Linked DNA regions of Mus musculus: region 2 is linked to region 1. A link is a loop called in an ENCODE intact Hi-C map of the cell type or tissue named here. Cell type or tissue: heart. All regions are shown on one strand. Each heading gives the region's core, and the rest is flanking DNA. Links, peaks and the distances in the headings are about the cores only.

The links. Peaks named below come from ENCODE experiments on the same cell type or tissue, not always from the same donor. Only the 100,000 strongest peaks of a DNase experiment are listed, where the experiment ranks them.
Region 2: a loop joins it to region 1, with 4 times the contacts of the local background. A loop is called at or near these places in 5 of 42 quality-filtered maps.

What each region holds. Positions count from the first base shown.
Region 1 is chrX:23,552,419-23,561,617 of GRCm38, reverse strand. No RefSeq gene overlaps it. Among named protein-coding and RNA genes, the nearest start is that of Wdr44, 140 kb to the left of the region's middle. In heart, for the core only: no CTCF peak of the experiment used is centred there; a DNase peak (open chromatin) is centred at 5,177.
Region 2 is chrX:23,355,173-23,364,371 of GRCm38, reverse strand. It overlaps Klhl13 (kelch-like 13), which reads left to right. Exons shown (of 10, transcript NM_001381892.1): 2 at 2,788-2,878. Among named protein-coding and RNA genes, the nearest start is that of Klhl13, 5.3 kb to the left of the region's middle. In heart, for the core only: a CTCF peak has its summit at 4,029; no DNase peak of the experiment used is centred there; H3K4me3 peaks cover 313 bases.

The DNA of each region.
Region 1 (9,199 bases), core at 505-8,504:
TTATGGTCTTGTAGGACCAGATTAAAGTTTTTCCCTTTTTCCAGAGCACTGAATTCCCAAAAGATAATAACAGAGATATAGGTTCATGATCAGAATTCCTGCAGTCTTTATATCCTGTCATGAAGTGATGATATACTCATGATATATATACCAGTCAAGAGTGCTTTTCAGTACTTCAGAGGGGATGGCTATATGTATGTGAGTGAGAATAAATAACTTTGGTAAGGAGTTCCGAGGAATATTCATCTGTGTTTCACTATACCACACCCAAGCCCTTAAAATCTTAGTATGTATAAATAAATGTACTTGTATGAGAAACCTCAGAAGTTTGTAATACTTTAGATTTGAAAGGCAGAGAAGAGAGAAGGCAAGGGTGAGATAGAGATAGAAGGAGGGAGATAGAGAAGTATACAGGCAAGTGAATACAATAATAGTTGTACTAAAAACTTTCTATGGATCAGCAAAGCTGCTTGTTCTTGTATTTGTATTCTTATAGTATGTTATTCCTAACAGCAAGACAAATTGAGTCTCATATTTATATTCAAACATACATGATGTCTGGGTCTGTATGTATATGTATATATATATATATGTAAATGTATATTTGTGTATATATACATATATATATACATATATGGGCATGCACAGGTGAACACACACACACACAGGTTTTCCCTTTCTGATGGAAAACACTAGATAGGCAGAGGCAAATGGATCTTTGTGAGTTTGAGGCCACCCTGGTTTATCTAATGAGTTCCAGGACACCCCAGGAGACAGTGCCTCAAAACCCAAGCCAAACAAACTTTATAGTTCTGTTATATTAGCGACTTTCTTATCTTGTTTGTTTCCCTAACTCTTCTAAAAGTATTAAGAATTGGATCTTGATCTGATAAACGAATGGAGAATGATGCTAGATTCATTCTTTTACCTTTCTCATGATAGTGACTTTGTGGATCCATTAGAAAAGAAAGAAGCTAGGACCTGTGCTTATTTTTCTGTTTATAGATGAGAAATGTCATGTCGTGTAATTGACTTTGTTTTGAAACAGAGACTTTTTAGGCCAACTTTGTTTCTCTGACCCAGTTTTCCCCTTTTCTGTCACTTGGCTTACATAAAATATGAAACTGGGAAGCAATCAGTTGGGGCCTCATGATGACTATGTCACTGATTTGGTATGTGATGTTGGCCAAGAGGCTTAACAGATGAGACACAGAAAAGTTAAATGGGGTTAGAAGAACTGTAAGTGCTGGTTTGGATCATTAAGACATTATTTAAGTCAATATTTTGCAAACAAAGAAAACCTCAAAGCCAAATCTGAATAAAAATACCCTTTTTTCTATTGTCTTCCTGTTTCTTCCTGTATATTGTCCTTTCTTTATATAGCTACCAAAAATGTCCAGAATAGAGAAGGTCTATTTTAAAAATGCATCTCATCTCTTTGGGTTTGGATTCCTGAAAACCCAGATGCATTTTTGGATATGTTTTGGGGTGTCTGGTAAGTGCAAATAGGAAGTTCTACTGGGGAATGGAAATAAATCTATTTTGAACACTTGGCTCATACAGATGAAGGCTGGATGTGTTGAGGGATATGCACCTAAACTCACTCTTGTCCTGGTTCATGGTATAAACTTGGGCATATTTTTTTGAGGTATAAGGAAAGTTTTGGTTACTATCCTCAGGTAGGCTTTGATCTTGTGATATCCCTGCCTAAGTTTCCTGAGCATCTGAGATTAGGAGCCTGTGTTACCAGGCTTAGGCTAGGAATAGGAAATTATATAGAAAATAGTTTTGAGGGCATAAATGGTAAGTTTGATTTGGGGCTTGTGAATATGAAGCTCTTGCATGTCATTAAGGGAGCTGTAGAAGGCTCTGGTATATAGACAGGTGGTAGGACTGAATTCAAACTTTCTCAGTTTCTACTCCACTGATGTCCAGTATAAATAAAATCCACAGAGTCTAGATATGGCTTCAGGAAGCTGACTTTTAGAAATATTATCCAATCTCTCTATGTTTAATCTTTCCTTTTATAGTATTCTAATTTTAACTTTAATATATATGTACATATGTATTAAAATATTTTATTCTTTAAGAATTTCACAATACCTTTAATTATTTTAATTATACCCACCCTCACTCTTCCCAGATCTTCCCTCCCACCCCCAATCACAACTTTATATCCTCTTTTAATTTTATAACCCATGGAGTTCAATTTGTGCTTTCTATGTACTCAACCTACTAAGGGCCACACTCTTAAGGAAAATTGACTCTTCCCTTCCTAGAAGCCATCAACTGACAATAACTACTCAGTTAGGAATGGGGATTCATGAGTCTCTCTTCACTCCATGATGCCAACAGGCTTGATTTTGTGCAGGTCTTACACAGGCAACCACAGAGAGTATGAGTTCATGAGTCAATTGATACTGCCCTGTTTGGAAGACATTGTTTAATTTTGGTCCTCCCTAACTTCTGGTTTATGCAATATTTCCAACTCCTTTTCCAGGATAGTCTATGAACCTTGAGGAGGGTTATGGTATAGGTGTCTCATCTATTACCTGAATACTCCACAGTCACTTATTTTCTCCACTTTAATCATTTGTGGATTTCTGCCACCATCCACTGCACAAAAGAGCCTTTCTCATGAAGTCTGACAGTACTAACCTAAAGGCAGAGAGATGTGAATTCAAAAAACAGTTTGATAGTACTCAGCAAAATAATAGTTGTAGGTCCACCCTGCAGGACCTGTGAGCGCCTCTGTCATGGGTCAGATTACACTACTAGAAATATGTTTACTTCCATGGAGTGGCCTGAAATCCAATAAGAAATCCTCTGATTACCTCTATAACATTTGTAACACTATTGTACTCATTGACTTATCTTGATAGCATTATAACTTAGGCTTTACTGGATAGAATTAGATTTTATAGGCTGACATTCAGGAATCTCATCTGAATCCATCTTTTCAATTTTGTTCATGGTGGATTTTGATATACTCTGCTTCTGAATATATGCCCAGGAGTGGTATATCTGGGTCCTCTGGTAGTGCTATGTCCTATTATCTGAGGAACTGACAGACTGATTTCCAGAGTGGTTGTACCAGCTTGCAATCCCACCAGAAAATAGTGGAGTGTTCCTCTTTCTCTACATCCTCAGCAGCATCTGCTGTCATCTGAGTTTTTGATCTTAGCCATTCTGACTGGTGTGAGATAGAATCTCAGGTTTGTTCTGATTTTCATTTTCCTGATGACTAAGGATATTGAACATTTCTTTAGGTGCTTCTCAGGCATTCAAGATTCCTCAGTTGAGAATTCTCTAGCTCTGTAGCTCATTTTTTAAAATTAGGTATTTATTTCATTTACATTTCCAATGCTATCCCAAAAGTCCCCCACACGCTCCCCCACCCACTCTCCCACCCACTCACTCCCACTTCTTGGCCCTGGTTGTTCCCCTGTACTGAGGCATATAAAGTTTGCATGACCAATGGGCCTCTCTTTCCACTGATGGCCAACTAGGCCATCTTCTGATACATATGCAGCTAGAGACACAAGCTCCAGAGGGTACTGGTTAGTTTATATTGTTGTTCCACCTATAGGGTTGCAGATCCCCCCAGCTCCTTGGGTACTTTCTCATTTTTAATGGGATTATTTGGTTTTTGGGAATCTAACATCTTGAATTCCTTGTATATTTTGGATATTAACCCTCTATCGGATGTAGAATTGTTAGCTCATTTCCCAATCTGTAGGTTGCTGTTTTTCCCTACTGGCAGTATCCTTTGCCTTAGAGAAGCTTTTCAGTTTCATGTGGTCTCATTTGTCAACTGTTGATCTTAGAGCCTGACCCATTGGTGTTCCATTCAGGAAATTTTCCCCTGTGTCAATGTGTTTGATGCTAGACAAAATATATTTGAAAGTTGGATAGATTTATAGGTTTTTTTTTTACTTTTATAATACTTAGTGTTATAGCATTTCCATATATCTCATTTTACCCACAATAACTTGGATTTTTGCCTGATAGTCTAACATTAGCATTATTATTTTAAACACTCAAAAGATCCCACTTTGTTTGGGATATAGCTCCGTATTGGCATACTCACTTAACGTGCACAGAGACTGGAGTTCTACAGAAAACAATAGGAAGAAAAGAAAACTAGTAAATGACACAATTAGCGTGAATATGTTTTATGGTCACTTTATACTGCATTCAATCAAGTAAGTAATTATGTAGGTGTATGAATGAGAAAAAGTAATTATGGTCACTCTATACGACATTCAATCAAGTCAGTAATTATGTAGGTGAATGAATGGATTAAAGACCAGTGAGTACATGAGCTTTCCCCAAATTTCAGTTTCAACTTAGAATGACAAAAGTTTTCAAAAGAAAACTTTTCAGCAAGCCAGAGGCTTGAAAAGACACAAACTGTGGGCAATGAATGCAGCTCAGGTACAGAGAAGGATGAAGTAATCAGGAAAGGAGATCCGAAACAGTCACCGAGGAAAGAGTAAAACCAAGGTAACAACACAGCACCCAGGGAATGTTAAGCAGCAAAGTGGTCAATAGTAGGTAAAGTACACTGAGACCAAGAAAGATGAGTTCTGAGACAAAGGCTGTGAATCTGCTCAGTACGAGATCCTTGCTGGCTGTAAAGACTGCAACTTTAATAGCTCATTATAGACTGGAGGGTAAAAGCTAGGTTGCAAGGGATTAGTAGGTGAGTTAATGCTAAGAAGCAAGGCAGGGAGATATTTGGCTTGTACAAGGGGGTTAGTAGGAGTGTTAATGCTAAGCAACTAGGCAGGGAAAAATTTGGCTCATGCAAGGTAGGTAAGAAATTCGGTGATGTCTGGATCAAAGCCAGAGAACCCTGAATATAGACTACAGAAAAAGAGGGACTAAAAATAACTGATGGAACAATTTCTCTCAAGAAGAGGGTTTGGGGGTAGGACTGAGTGTCCAAATAGAGGAGGTAGCCTTGGCAAGGAAATGTGACTTTCTTTGAGACAAAAGAGTTCTGGTAGAAAACAGGCAAAAGCTTTATGTGTTTTGAAGAAAGAAGTGAAACAGAGATGGGGGGGGGGAGGGGGGATGTTGCATGGCCAGAGTTTCTGTGGTGAAGTAGGTGGTGAGGTCATCTGTGAGAAGGAGGACAGCTGGGGCAGGACTAGGGGCTTGAGAACAGTGGTAACAGTTTGGATTTAGAACAACTGTTCTAAGAGATTCCCGAGGGAATCCACAAGAGGCCTGCCAAGCTGCAGTGCAAGCCCAGCTGAGGTTTAACTTCCCATCCAGCATGAGATAGTTATTTCCACAGACTCCATAGAAAATGTGTTTCCCAAATTTAGCATCTAAATATGTTTTTCTTCCACCAGGAAGAGAATAAAGGCAAGCAAATGCACCCCTCTCTTGCAAAAGACTGTGTCTGCTCCCTCGTCCATAGCCTTACAATAATATCCTTTGAAAGGAATGCTTCACACTGATTGTTTGTGGGAGGTTGAGAACATGGGCCTAAAACCAAGGATCTTCTGTTTTCAGAGCTACTCACGGACAAACCTTGAGCTGCTATGCATAGTTCAGAGGAAAAGCAAACACTGACATTTTTGTAAGACAGCATGTAAAGTTGCAAATAACCTCTGAGATAAAACCTGATTTAGCCAAGCAAAACCTTTAAGCTTACAAGCGGCCTGTTAAATCCATCAAAGACCAAATGTCAGGTGTTGCCCTTTAGAGTCCAAGTAAATGACCATAGTACTGGTGGCTTAAGAAGAGAAGAATTAAAAATCTCCCACAGACAGGCAATCTTTCCAAATGCTGTTTAATCATATATTCATAATTATCACAGTGTTCTTTGAGGAGGATAACATTTGGATGTAACTGCTTGGCTCAAGCATTAAACATTATTTTTTGAAAATAGAGTTCACTTCCTTTGTTTCAGTGGGGAATCAGAGTGGCATTGATCCAACAGCACAGCTGCCCTAGTACATATACAAGTGACTCTCATTCTTTTGATCTACCTCTTTAAAGATGGAAGATGCACACATGTGTTTATGTAAGGATATTTTCATGGGTTTATGTTGCTTGTCTTTTCCAATGGCACACATCTGAAGGTGAGCAGTAAAGCAGAATCTAATCTGAAGTCATAAATGCAGACGGTACCATAAGTACTTTCACTTAGATGTCTTTGAATGGTCCATAGTTCCAAGTTTCTGTTTATATAGTTAAAGGAGGATTTATTAAACATTACCTACATTAAATTATGAGTAGCCATCTCCTTTGGAAGCAATGAATTTGCATATGTACCATTTTCTTTAACCTTAATTGTGCCAGTTCAGAAGCAGTATAAAAGGAGGGGGAAAGCCGATTATTTGGGAACAGTACTTAATCTCAAAGCAGAATGAATATAGCTCCTGCTATTCAACCTGAAAGAGCTTGTTTCACTAACTCTTCCATACGATTCTAATTAGCAGATACAGGCATAGGAATCACCCTTCTCTCCTGCAGAACCAGAAAATTTTAAATGCTCTAATATTAAGAATTATTGTTATTATCAGCAAACATTTATTAGGTGCCAAGGGTGCTTAAATTCTCTTTCTGAGTTATTTGATCTTCACACTAGCTTTGTGCTGAATTTTTGTGTGCTTTTTTTGTTTGTAATTTATATGAGATACTTGAGTATCATAGCATTTGTTAAGGGGCTTCCTATGATTTCACCATTTAGGTTAGGACCTAAATCCAGGTTTTCTAATTCAGTTAATATTTTCAGCAGTCAATGGAGGAACACATTTTAAAATTTGGCTTCTCTCAAACTAGACTCTGAAGGCCTGCCTCATACTCTGGGGCTGGTTTGTGAGGAAGTATATAACTTCTCTCGACAATGAAATATTCACTTTTGCTTCCTGTATCTAGTTAGTTCTCTTCTCATTTTCTAAATATTCACTGACAGATTTGTCTTTCTTTAACTATTACTTCTTCATTTCTGAGTTCTCAGAGAGGTACAAAAGGACAAGGTTATAGTCTAAAATAATCAAAGCAGTTTACTCTAATAGCCTCTAAATTCTGAAAGAGTTCTGATTTAACCAGCTAGTAATTATAGACTTAGCTATGCCCTGGGCTTAATCGCAGCTGCTGAAGCATAACTTCCTACCACATAAGCCTGATCAAAGATAATTAGAGGAGAGTACAGGTGGCAAGTATGTACCCTGGGTGAAGAATTATAGCTACCTTCAACCACACAGTGCCCAGAAAAATTACAGGCTGGTATGCTTTGGGGCCATCCTTGCAAGGACCTCCCCTTCCCCCCTAACCTCTGGCTGCTGACTGATCCTGCCTCATTTTCTTGAGGATCATTTGGTCAACATAACTCCCATATTTTTAATTATAAATCCACCATTATCTATATAGTAGAGTGGTTAGGCTAAGCCAATAGGCAGAGGTGGAAAAGGTATATAATCTTATTTTCCTACCAGCTTGGTCTTTACTCACAGTGGCCTATAGAATATTTTTAATACATGATGCATTGTATGTGTCCCCCTGGCTATTTGTACTGGGGCAGAAGATATATCCATATGATTGTTCATTATATGCTCTTACACTATGGTATGTGCCCATGCAGGCTATTATGCTTCCAGCTATATGCAGCCGTTTAGTAGCATAACATCCTAATAGTTTTTCACTGGAATGTGGACCAAATTCAATCCTGTTGAAGAGGGGGAAAAAAAGCTTTGCTGAAGGCATGAATTTTGATACTAGTTCCATGAGTTCCCTAAGCCTACAAGTGATTGGTATACATAGGCATTCAGAGGATGTGAGACCAAGAATAACAAACTAGCCTAGTACCCAGAGTCACATTACTACCTGCAATTTTTAGAAAATTAACAAATGTGGAGCCAAGTCACCTAAACAAAAGAGCCAACTTGGAAGATTCTCTGTGGAAAAACAAAACAAAACAAAACAAACAAACAAACAAAAAGCAAAACCAGTCACACTTCTGAAGCATACATTAGGTTGTCAAGCTATTGAAACACAGAAGTCAAGTACTCTAAATCTCTTTCATCTGATTTCTCATTCATCCACTATCAACTGGTTAATTTTCTTCTACTGTAGGCATCAGATGAAAAGGACAGCCCTAGTTCAACCCCATTCTATTCACTACCCATGTATTTCAACTTTATCCCATTCACTACCTATGTATTTCAACCTGATCTCATTAGCTACCTATTTAACTCTAATTTATACTGACATAAAACCCAGACAAAATGCAAAGACTAAAGGGGGCATTTCATTTCTAATAATCACAATTGCCTCGAAAGAAAATTGTCTAACTTTTGGATCCTCACAAATACTCAGACAACACAAATACTAGTTAAGTGCATGCATCTTGATTATGATTTAGTACTCACAATCCAAGGAAACATTAGGAGTCCAGGTCTTTTACCTGTACCCACAATAGAGAATGTAACTGTATGTGCTCAAAAATGGTTATGAGAGAAAATGTTTTTCTTTTATCAGATTATGTGCTGAAGTGAAGAATTGTTATTTGATGCATGTGTATCAGCCATATTTATTTTGTAAGAAGCATTGCTCACTTAGAAAACTGTCATTTGGTTCCAGTTGCCTCTGTTCCTAGATAAGATCTGTATTTGTTGGACAGATAGACTCTATCTTTATAAAAAATTAACAGAGTTTAAATAATATATGTAATTAAAATTTTCACATTTATTTATTTTATTTTTGTGGATGGGTAGTGAGGCACATGTGTGGAAGACAGAGGACAACTTGTGGGAATTGATTCTCTCCCTATACCATGTGTTTCTGAAGCTCAAATGATGTCATGAGGCTTGTCTGCAAGTGCCTTTACAAAGTTGAGTCATCTCACTGGTTCTAGTTTATATCTATTTCTATATGGAGAGAGAAGGAGAGAAAAGGGAAGAGTATGGAGCAAGAACTGGCAAGGTTGAAGCAGATTAAAAAAAAACAGTAAATATCATAACTGAGAAAGAGAGGCTTTAGAATCAATGCCTGACCAGAATACCCGTCCTGGAGCACATCACCACAACACCCCACTAAGACAACCATGACTACTGGTCACACAGCATAAAAATCTATGCATAATCTCCATGCCAATGAGGTATCTAGATAGGCCTAGAGTGTTTAGCCAATTAGTCTCACTGCCTGGGCATCCCTTCCTGCAAAAGTTATTTAGTCTCTG
Region 2 (9,199 bases), core at 745-8,744, 200 kb after region 1:
ACACTTTTTCTCCCCTTCCTTCCGAGCTTTTAACTTTAGTTCTGAGTGTCTTCGGCTCTGAATTTCTGGACTTTTTTTTTTTTTTAAATCACAGTTGAAGAATGGTTTTCTTGGAGACTTACAGGGTTTAACCCTATCATTTACAGAAGAAAAAGACTGAACAATTTCTTTATTAAATACCATTTAATAAGCATCTGTTGAGGGATTTTAAGATTTCTTTCTAGGTTTTAATAGCCTAGTCTAAAAGCCAGTCACTTAAAATGCGTGTATGTATGGCTGTTTGCAGTATTCTTTTTCAGTCCTAACGTCCTGGCAGTGGAACAGGCTGGACTGAAGGAGGTCTAGTGGGGTTTGAAAACCTGGCTTCATTTCTCTATCTATAAATTAGGGTGTTCATCATTTAAACATACTTAAAGGATGACCTTAGATTTTTGGAGCAAGCCACCCAACTTAGTTTCTAGGCTGGTTACTAAGCACACTGAGTGGGAACTGAGAGGCCTTGGGGTTTAAAACTACCTCTGTTTGGTAGGGTACCTGCCTTTTAAACAGAAGCCACAGTTTCTTATAGTACATTTTAGAACCTCATAATTCTTTAGAAAACAAACCAAACCAAGCCCACTAGTTTTCGCCGTTTCACTTTCTTGCCCATGCAGTTGCCATGTTAGTTCCTGCACTGGGCTTCATTCGCTCATTTCCACGCTGTAATTAGTGTGAGGAAAATTGAATGGAGAAGCTGAAAGTGGCGGCAGATACCAGTGAATGAGCACATGCTGACGTATGCAGCTGTGTTTTTAGAAATAGGCTTTATCTATTGCTCAAAGTTGAAAGCTGAGAAAAATGAGTTAAAACAGTTATGACATCATTTTATATCTAAAAATATTAGCTCCTTTAACCACAAGTCCTTATACTTAACAGTGATAGATTTGTTTGCTTAATGCGTGGCCAGGTGCTGCCTTTGACACAACAGTTCCTTAATTGGCAGCAGTCTGGGAAGCAATTACATTGAGAATAAAGATGGTGACTACATTTCACTCTCCTGGTAGCAATTTTAAGGTCTGGTAGTGTGGCAATGGGAAGAGTTTCTGCTGCAATATTAAATTATACATTTGTAAATAGACAAGACCTTCAAATGCTCGGTATTTTTAAGCTGCCATTTTTATAAGCAAATTTTAAACTGTGTGGTGTGGTTCTATAGGTTTTAGTCAATGTTTTGAAGAAAGTAGTTTTCATAAGAACAGTAAAGAATATCAATTATTTTAGTTAGGTAACTTGCCCCTGATACTTCCTTTTCCAATGAATTTCTAGAGTTCACTTTAGTTCTATCTTTTTTTTTAAAAAAGGAAGATGGGCAGTGGTGGTGGTGGCCTGCTTTTAATCCCCAACACTCAGGAGGTGGACGCAGGCAGATCTCCAGGAGTTCAAGGCCACCCTGTGCTACAGATCGAGTTCCAGGACAGCTACAGCTACACAGAGAAACCCTGCCCCTCACCAAAACCCAAAAACAAACAAAAAAGATAGATGATAGGGAAAGTAGTAGACCCACCATTTTTATTTTGGGGCAACCTATTTTTGAGACATGTATGCTATTTGCTTTCCTTTTAAGATTATTATTATTAAGCCTGAGCTAACATTGCCACTGATCTGACTTTATACCAAAAAGCTATTTATTTTTTGCCTGGAAGATTTAAAAAAAAAAAAAAAGTAAGTTAGCCATAAGCATTTTTCTCTGCATTTTCAACATTTGAAAATTATGGATTATGTGATACACTTAGAGATTTGATACCATACTGAATATTTCTTTTTCATTAAAAAATTATAAATGGGGCTCACACAGCCCATGCTGGCCTCAGATTTGGTATGTAGCTGATGGAGGATAACCTTGAAGACATGATTCTCTGATCTTAGTGCTTGGGTCACACCACAGAGCCAGCTCAGAAGGATGGTACTAAATCTTACTTCATTGTCTGCTCGTATTTCTGCTTTCTTTTATGTTCATTAATTTGATTTGCAGTCCTGAAATGAGATTAACGTAAATATTCAAATTGTTTGGTTTGTGATATTCAATATATTATTAAAATCTTTTCAGCATCTTGTTTTTGGTGTAATTCTCTTGTTTATTTCTCTAAAATGATAACAACTCGGTAGAAATCATATTTAAAAAACCCATAAAAACCGTGTAAAAAAAAAAACAACAGCCTAGAGTAAACTTTTCAAAAGTAGAGAAAATGGTTTTCTCAGAGTTACAGATATTTATAGTAAGGAGGTTATTAAGTATTACCAAATAAGTTAATATTTCTTGGCATAAAATCTGTTGAAAGCCTCCCATCTTCCAAGGCTCTGTATATTATTAGCCACAGTATAAAACCTTGTAAGTCAGTATTCATATAGAGTGTAAAAAGAACAATAAAGAAAATACACAGAATATAGAAAACTCGAAAACACCTAGCTCCACACGGGTGGTGCATGGTGGTGAAGGTTTGTTGTTAACTTCTCTCTGGATTAAGAAATATCCAGAGAGTCCGTAAAACATTGCTTTGGGCGTGTCGGTGAAGAGTGTTCTAGAACAGTGTTTGAATCTGGGAGGAATAGGTAGGGAAGGCCTGCCCTCAGAGTGGGTGGTTACCGTCCAATTGGCTGCAGAGAACAGATAAAAGGCAGTGAAGAGCGCCACTTCATCCCTTTTGCTGCCTTGAGCTTTGGACCTAGGCTCCGCTCTTACCAGTGGCCCTTAGGCTCTTAGGCTTTTGGCCTTCCTTAAACTGAGAGCTTCACTCTTGGTTTCCCTAGTTCTGAGGCCTTCAGACTGGGACTGAGCTCCACCGCCAGCATCTCCGACAGCTTTCAGACTGCCGTGGGCCTTCTCTGTTGCCGCGACTCTGTAAGTCAATTAATTCCCTTCTGTATCTCCCCTTTTAGATGTACTCGAATCTCCTATTCTGTATCTCCCCTTTTAGATGGACTCGAATCTCCTATTCTGTATCTCTCTCTGGAAGACTGGCAACTATATAACTTATTGAAGGGGTGATGTTGGAGCACAGCCTAAAAGAAAGAGGGAGAATGCGTATCTATACGTTTTTTTTTTTTTTTTTTTTTTTTTTAATTCTGGGAACACACCTGGCCTGGCCACATGGGCCTTTATCTATAATCTCCACACTCTGGAGACAGGGCGTCGGATCGCCGCGAGTTTGAAGCCAGCCTAGTCTACCTAGTTCCAGGCAACCAGAGCTCAACCAGAGCTACACAGTAACTTAAAAAAAAAAAAAAGTCTGGGAACACATTCTCCATCGAACATTCAGGCATAGGGTTCATGAAGAACAGAAAGCTGGTGGTCTGAGAGGTCTCAGAAAGTATTAGAGATAATAGATACATAGGATTTGGAAGTCCTCAGAAAGGATTTGAATTTGATGGTCGGAACAACCGGAAGCCATTAGGGAATTTGGAACTTAAAACATGTTTTACAGAGCATAAAATTGAATACCTGGCTCAGTTATTTACATTAATACCTAAGAATGAAAACTTTAAAAAAGTTTGTTAAATAGCTAAGTGATTCAGTTCTACTCTGTTTAGATTAGGGACTGGGGACATAGAAACTCTAGGGTGTGTTCAAAGCAGTCCAAGCAGCCCTAGCAGTCCCCTTGCCTCTGGCAAATTGTCCTTTGTGCTGCAAGGTAAGTTGTCAACAAGAGAGCTTTGCCAGACCTGGTGGCGGAGCCTAGAATTTCAGCCCTGCGGAGGCAGAGACAGGCAGATGTCTGTTCTAAGGCAGAGAGATGTTGTCTCAAGGCGAAACAAAAGCTCAAAAACCAGAAACCCCACCAACCACATTCCAATGGGCCATTGTGCTATTTTAAGAATTTGTTTGTCCAGGACTGAGCTGTTAGTTTCTTAGAAATATATTTATTTTGGAAGGCTGGAAATTTTATTTGTACACAAAGGAATTGTTTGGGCTTTTTAAAATATCATTTGGACTTTTAAGAGATATTTGTTATATCGTTTTAGCTGTTGCTAAAAAGTATTTCTTGTAAAATGACCTCTAGCGCCTCCTGTAGGTTCAAGTTCCAGTGAGCAAGCCCAGATTCTTCATGACTTGGCTCTCTAGATTTTTTTTTAACATTTTTATTCTTGTGATTTATAAAGAAAAGAAAAGGAAGCCAGGAATATGTTTGGTAGACGCACTGTATGGTGCAGAGGGGAAGGGTGTGCCTTTGCAGGCCCATTCTAAAGCATCCCTCTCCACCCCCCCCACCCCCCCAGGGACAAGCCACACGATGCATATAGTTATAGCATGGAGTAGAGTTTAGGGCATCAGGAGGGGAGTTGAGGGGTAGAGATAGAGAAAATCAGAAAAAGAGGAGAGGGAGGGAGAGAGAGAGAGAGAGAGAGAGAGAGAGAGAGAGAGAGAGGAGAGAGAGAAACCGCCATGAACATGTGGAGAGAGGGGGAGGGGAATGGGTTGAGAAAGGACAGAGATGGAGGTAGATAAGAAGGTAAGAGAGTAAGAGAGAGAGAAGAGGGCAAACAGCTCCTTTATACTGAGTTGCCAGGTAACTGTGGGGCAGAGCCTAGAAGAAATACTAACATTTATTATTCTCATATAGATTTATTTTGGTTTCCAGGGGGCTTTCCAATATGGGACTTCTATGTTTATAATCCATTTTTACAATTATTTTTCTCTGTCATTTCAAATCTTAGCACTGTTCAAGGAACACTTTAAATATCAGGTAAGTAGCAGTCATCAACTTGCCCTATTGAGTCATCATTAAACCTATTTGATACCTGAGCGTCTCTACACTTGCTGCTGCTGCTGCTTCTGTGAAAGTGACCTGGACCTCATCTGTTTGCCCATTGTGGTATCCCAAGCACCAAGCCCATGATTTATTCTTTCTGGTTACTTAAGAATGAATAATGCCTTGTAATGGATCTCCTCTTATATTTGCATACCATATCATTTAATATTGCTTTGCCTTTTACATATCTCTCTGGTATTCTAAAGCAGTGGAAGGGAGACTTTATTTATGAAGCATAATCTTTGAGAACATAAACACTGTAGCTAGGCAGCTTGGGTTCTAACTCTTTCTAGGACACTTAGTAGCTGGGGGCCCTGGAGTGAGGGAGTACCATAAATACACCTTGCTTCATCATTAAAATAAGGGAAACTAAACATACCCCTTTTGATATTTTAAAGCTTAAATAAATTGGCTAGACTCACGATTGATTTGAATATTTCAGATTTCCAAAGCTGTAAAAGTTGATAAAACTTTCATTTGATAAGTTAGGTGCTAAAATGCAAGTGGTAACAAAATATTACTTTTAAATAGTAAGGTCTTTCTTCTCCTTAGTGTTAGACTGCATATTTACTGTAGAATTAGTAATATGCTGAGGAAATAGTACTATAGACTCTAGTGGAATATTATATTTTATACAGTGATCCCGGTTATTACCTATCTGAAAGGCTGGACATTTCTGAATTGGGGTTCTATCTGGCACTGAGGTTTTTAGATAAGAGACTGTAGACCTTGTCTCCTCACAGTAAAGTGCTTAAAGCAGGGCTTTGCACATATTAATAGTAAGCGGTTGCTGTGAGTGGTGGTGATTAGGGAGGTAAATAAATTATTTCATCTTCTCAGCACCTTGCTCATAATGGTTACCATGTAAATTGTTACCATATAAATACATGCCGATCTACTCACGCAACTCTCAACAGAGAGGACTGTCTCTCTGCCCCTTAGACCAGAAGAAAGCAGATTTAGCAGGGTTACACAATTGAAATTAGCCAAAACCCTGCTCTGTCAGTACTGGGACTTGGTACTTTGTGCTCAATCGTCTAGGACCATGTTTATAGAGTATTTTTGTGTTTCTTTTGTTATTTAAATATCCCATAGATTTTTAAAACAAGGGAGTCTTGTTTGGGTGATCAGAATTCAGTTAAGATGTATTTATTCTCATTATATACTCATTTTTGCAATTTCTAAACATTTTTAAAATTCATAATATATATTAAGAACCTGTACTTAAAGCAGAAGAAAGGTACCAGACAATTGAAACATAATCTCTAGCCCAGAACTATGGCTACATAGGACCATGAGTGTTCAATATAATTCTTGATTTTTCTCTTTAATCTTTAAATATTAAAAACATACACAAAAAGACCTAACTGACCTTAGTATCTACTATGTGAATCTTTATTTATCACAACCCTCTCTTAACTACCTAATATCTTTGCAGCCATTTCACTCTAACTTGACTTAATATGGGGCTCCCCCTTCTCTGAGGAAAAGGGAAAGCTATAATGGGGGGGGGATTTGTAAGGACAGTATTGAGAGGAGAGGGAGGTGATATGATTGAGATGTAAAATGAATAAAAATAAATTATTGGGAAAAAACTCAAGTGAAAAGCAGAAGAGAATTTGTTTCTTAATAGCCAAAATATGTGCTGATCAATATGATAGATAATTACTTATATGAAGTATCAAATAATTATAAAACATAACTAATGAAGACTGCATATTTTTATATATATTTTTAATTAGGTATTTTCCTCATTTACATTTCCAATGCTATCCCAAAAGTCCCCCATACCCTCCCCTCAACTCCCCTACCCACCCACTCCCACTTTTTGGCCCTGGAGTTCCCCTGTACTGGGGCATATAAAATTTGCAAGTCCAATGGGCCTCTATTTCCAGTGATGGCCGACTAGGCCATCTTTTGATACATATTCAGCTAGAGTCAAGAGCTCTGGGGTACTGGTTAGTTCATATTGTTGTTCCACCTATAGGGTTGCAGATCCCTTTAGCTCCTGGGTACTTTCTCTAGCTTCTCCATTGGGGGCCCTGTGATCCATCCAATAGCTGACTGTGAGCATCCAGTTATGTGTTTGACTGCATATTTTATTAAAGTTATATTAAAAAACTAGTTTTAAGGATCATCCTTATCTATATTTGACAATCATTAATGGCATATTTTATTAATCCTTTTACTTTTGGTGATGCTGTTTATAATTTTATGCCTCAGTGAATATTTTTCTGGAATGTTCTTTCAATTGAAATCCAGCCCTTAATTCAACTCATGTATATGAAGTGTATGCAATGTATCTCAGGCTTTCTTTCTTGCTTTATCTCTCTCTCTCTCTCTCTCTCTCTCTCTCTCTCTCTCTCTCTCTTTATTTATTCACTTTACATCTTGTTCACTGCCCTCTCCTGGTTACCTTCTCCTACAATCCTTCTATCATCCTCCCACCCCTTTTTCTCTGAGAAGGTGAGTATCCCTTCAACCCCCACCCCCAAGTATCCCCCCACCAGACCCTGGCACTTCATCTCTGAAAGGCTAGGTGCTTCCTTTCCCACTGTGGCCAGACAAGGCAGCCCAGCTAGAAGAACATATCTCATAGACTGGAAACAGCTTTTGGGATAGCGCCTGCTCTAGTTGTTTGGGAGCAACATGAAGACCAAGCTGCACATCTGCTATACATGTGCAGGAAGGCCTAGGTCCAGCTCTTTGTATGTTCTTTGGTTGGTGGTTCAGTCTCTGAGAGCCCCAAGGGTCCAGGTTAGTTGAATCTGTAGGTCTTCCTGTGGAGTTCCTATGACCTTAAGGCCCACATTCCTTCCTCCTATTCTTCCATAGGTCCTCAAGCTCCACCTACTGTTTGGCTGTGGGTGTCTGTATCTGTCTGAGTCAGCTGCTGGGAGGAGCCTCTCAGAGGACAGCCATACTAGGCTCCTGTCTGCAAGCATAATAGATTATCATTAATAGCGTCAGAAATTTCTGCTTGCACATGGAATGGGTCAGTTATTGGTTGGGACAGTTATTGGTTGTCTGTCCCCTCAGCCTCTGCTCTATTCCCAATCACTACATTTCTTGTAGACACGATAAGTTTGGGGTTGAAAGTTTTGTGGGTGGGTTGGGATTCCTGCCTGGCCACAGGAGACAACCTCTCCAGGCTCCATATCTCCAGTGTTGTGAGTCACAGCTAAGGTCACCCCCATTGATTCTTAGGCTCCTCCCTTATCCCAGGACTCTGTCTTGTCCTGGAGACGCCTTCTACTCTCACCCCCCATCACTTGCAGATTTCCATTCATTCTCATTTCCATCTGGCCATGTCTCCTGTCCCTCCCCACATCTGATTCTGAACCACCCATTCCCCTTCCTATCTCCTCTCCCACCCAGTTCCTTCCCTCTCTGCCTCTTCTGACTGTTTTATTCCTCCTTCTAAGTGAGATTCAAGCATCCTTGCTTGTACCTTCCTTCATGTTTAGCTTCTTTGTATCTGTGGAGTGTAGCATGGGTATCCTGTATTTTATGCTTAATATTAACTTATAAGTGAGTCCATACCATGCATGTCCTTTTGGGACTGGGTTACCTCACTCAGGATGATATTCTCACATTCCATTCATTTGCCCACAAATTTCATATCTTTGTTTTTAATAACTGAATACCATTCTGTTGTGTAGATGTACCACATTTTCTTTTCTTTCTTTCTTTTTCTTTCTCTCTCTTTTTTTTTTTTTTTTTTTGGTTTTTTGAGACGCGGTTTCTCTGTATAGCCCTGGCTGTCCTGGAACTCACTCTGTAGACCAGGCTGGCCTCAAACTCAGAAATCCCCTGCCTCTGCCTCCCGAGTGCTAGATTAAAGGGGTATGCTACCACGCCCTGCTTGTACCACATTTTCTTTATGCATTCTTCAGTTGAGGGACATCTAGGTTGTTTCCAGTTTCTGGCTATTATGTCTAAGGCTGCTATGAACATAGTGGAGCAAGTGTCCTTGTGATATGGTGGAGTATCTTTTGGGTACATGGCCAGGAGTTCTATAACTTGAGATAGAACTATTCCCAGTTTTCTGAGAAACAATCTCAGGCATTATTCTAACTCAATAGTTCTCAACCTGTGGACCACAACCCTCTGGGGGATCACTTACCAGGTATCCTTCATATAAGATGTTTACATTATGATTCATAACAGTGGCCAGATTACAGTTGAAGTATCAGTGAAAATAATTTAATAGTTGGGAGTCATCACAATATGAGGAACTATATTAAAGAGTAGCAGCATCTCTTAGGAAGGTTGAGAGCCACTGCAGTCTGACCTAAACACACAGAATCTGTATTCATTGTTCTTTCCCATACTCTAGCGTTCTCAGACTAGAGGACAGAACAAACAGGGCATTGGAGAAGCCAAAAGAGGGCTTTGGAAGATTAGAAGAG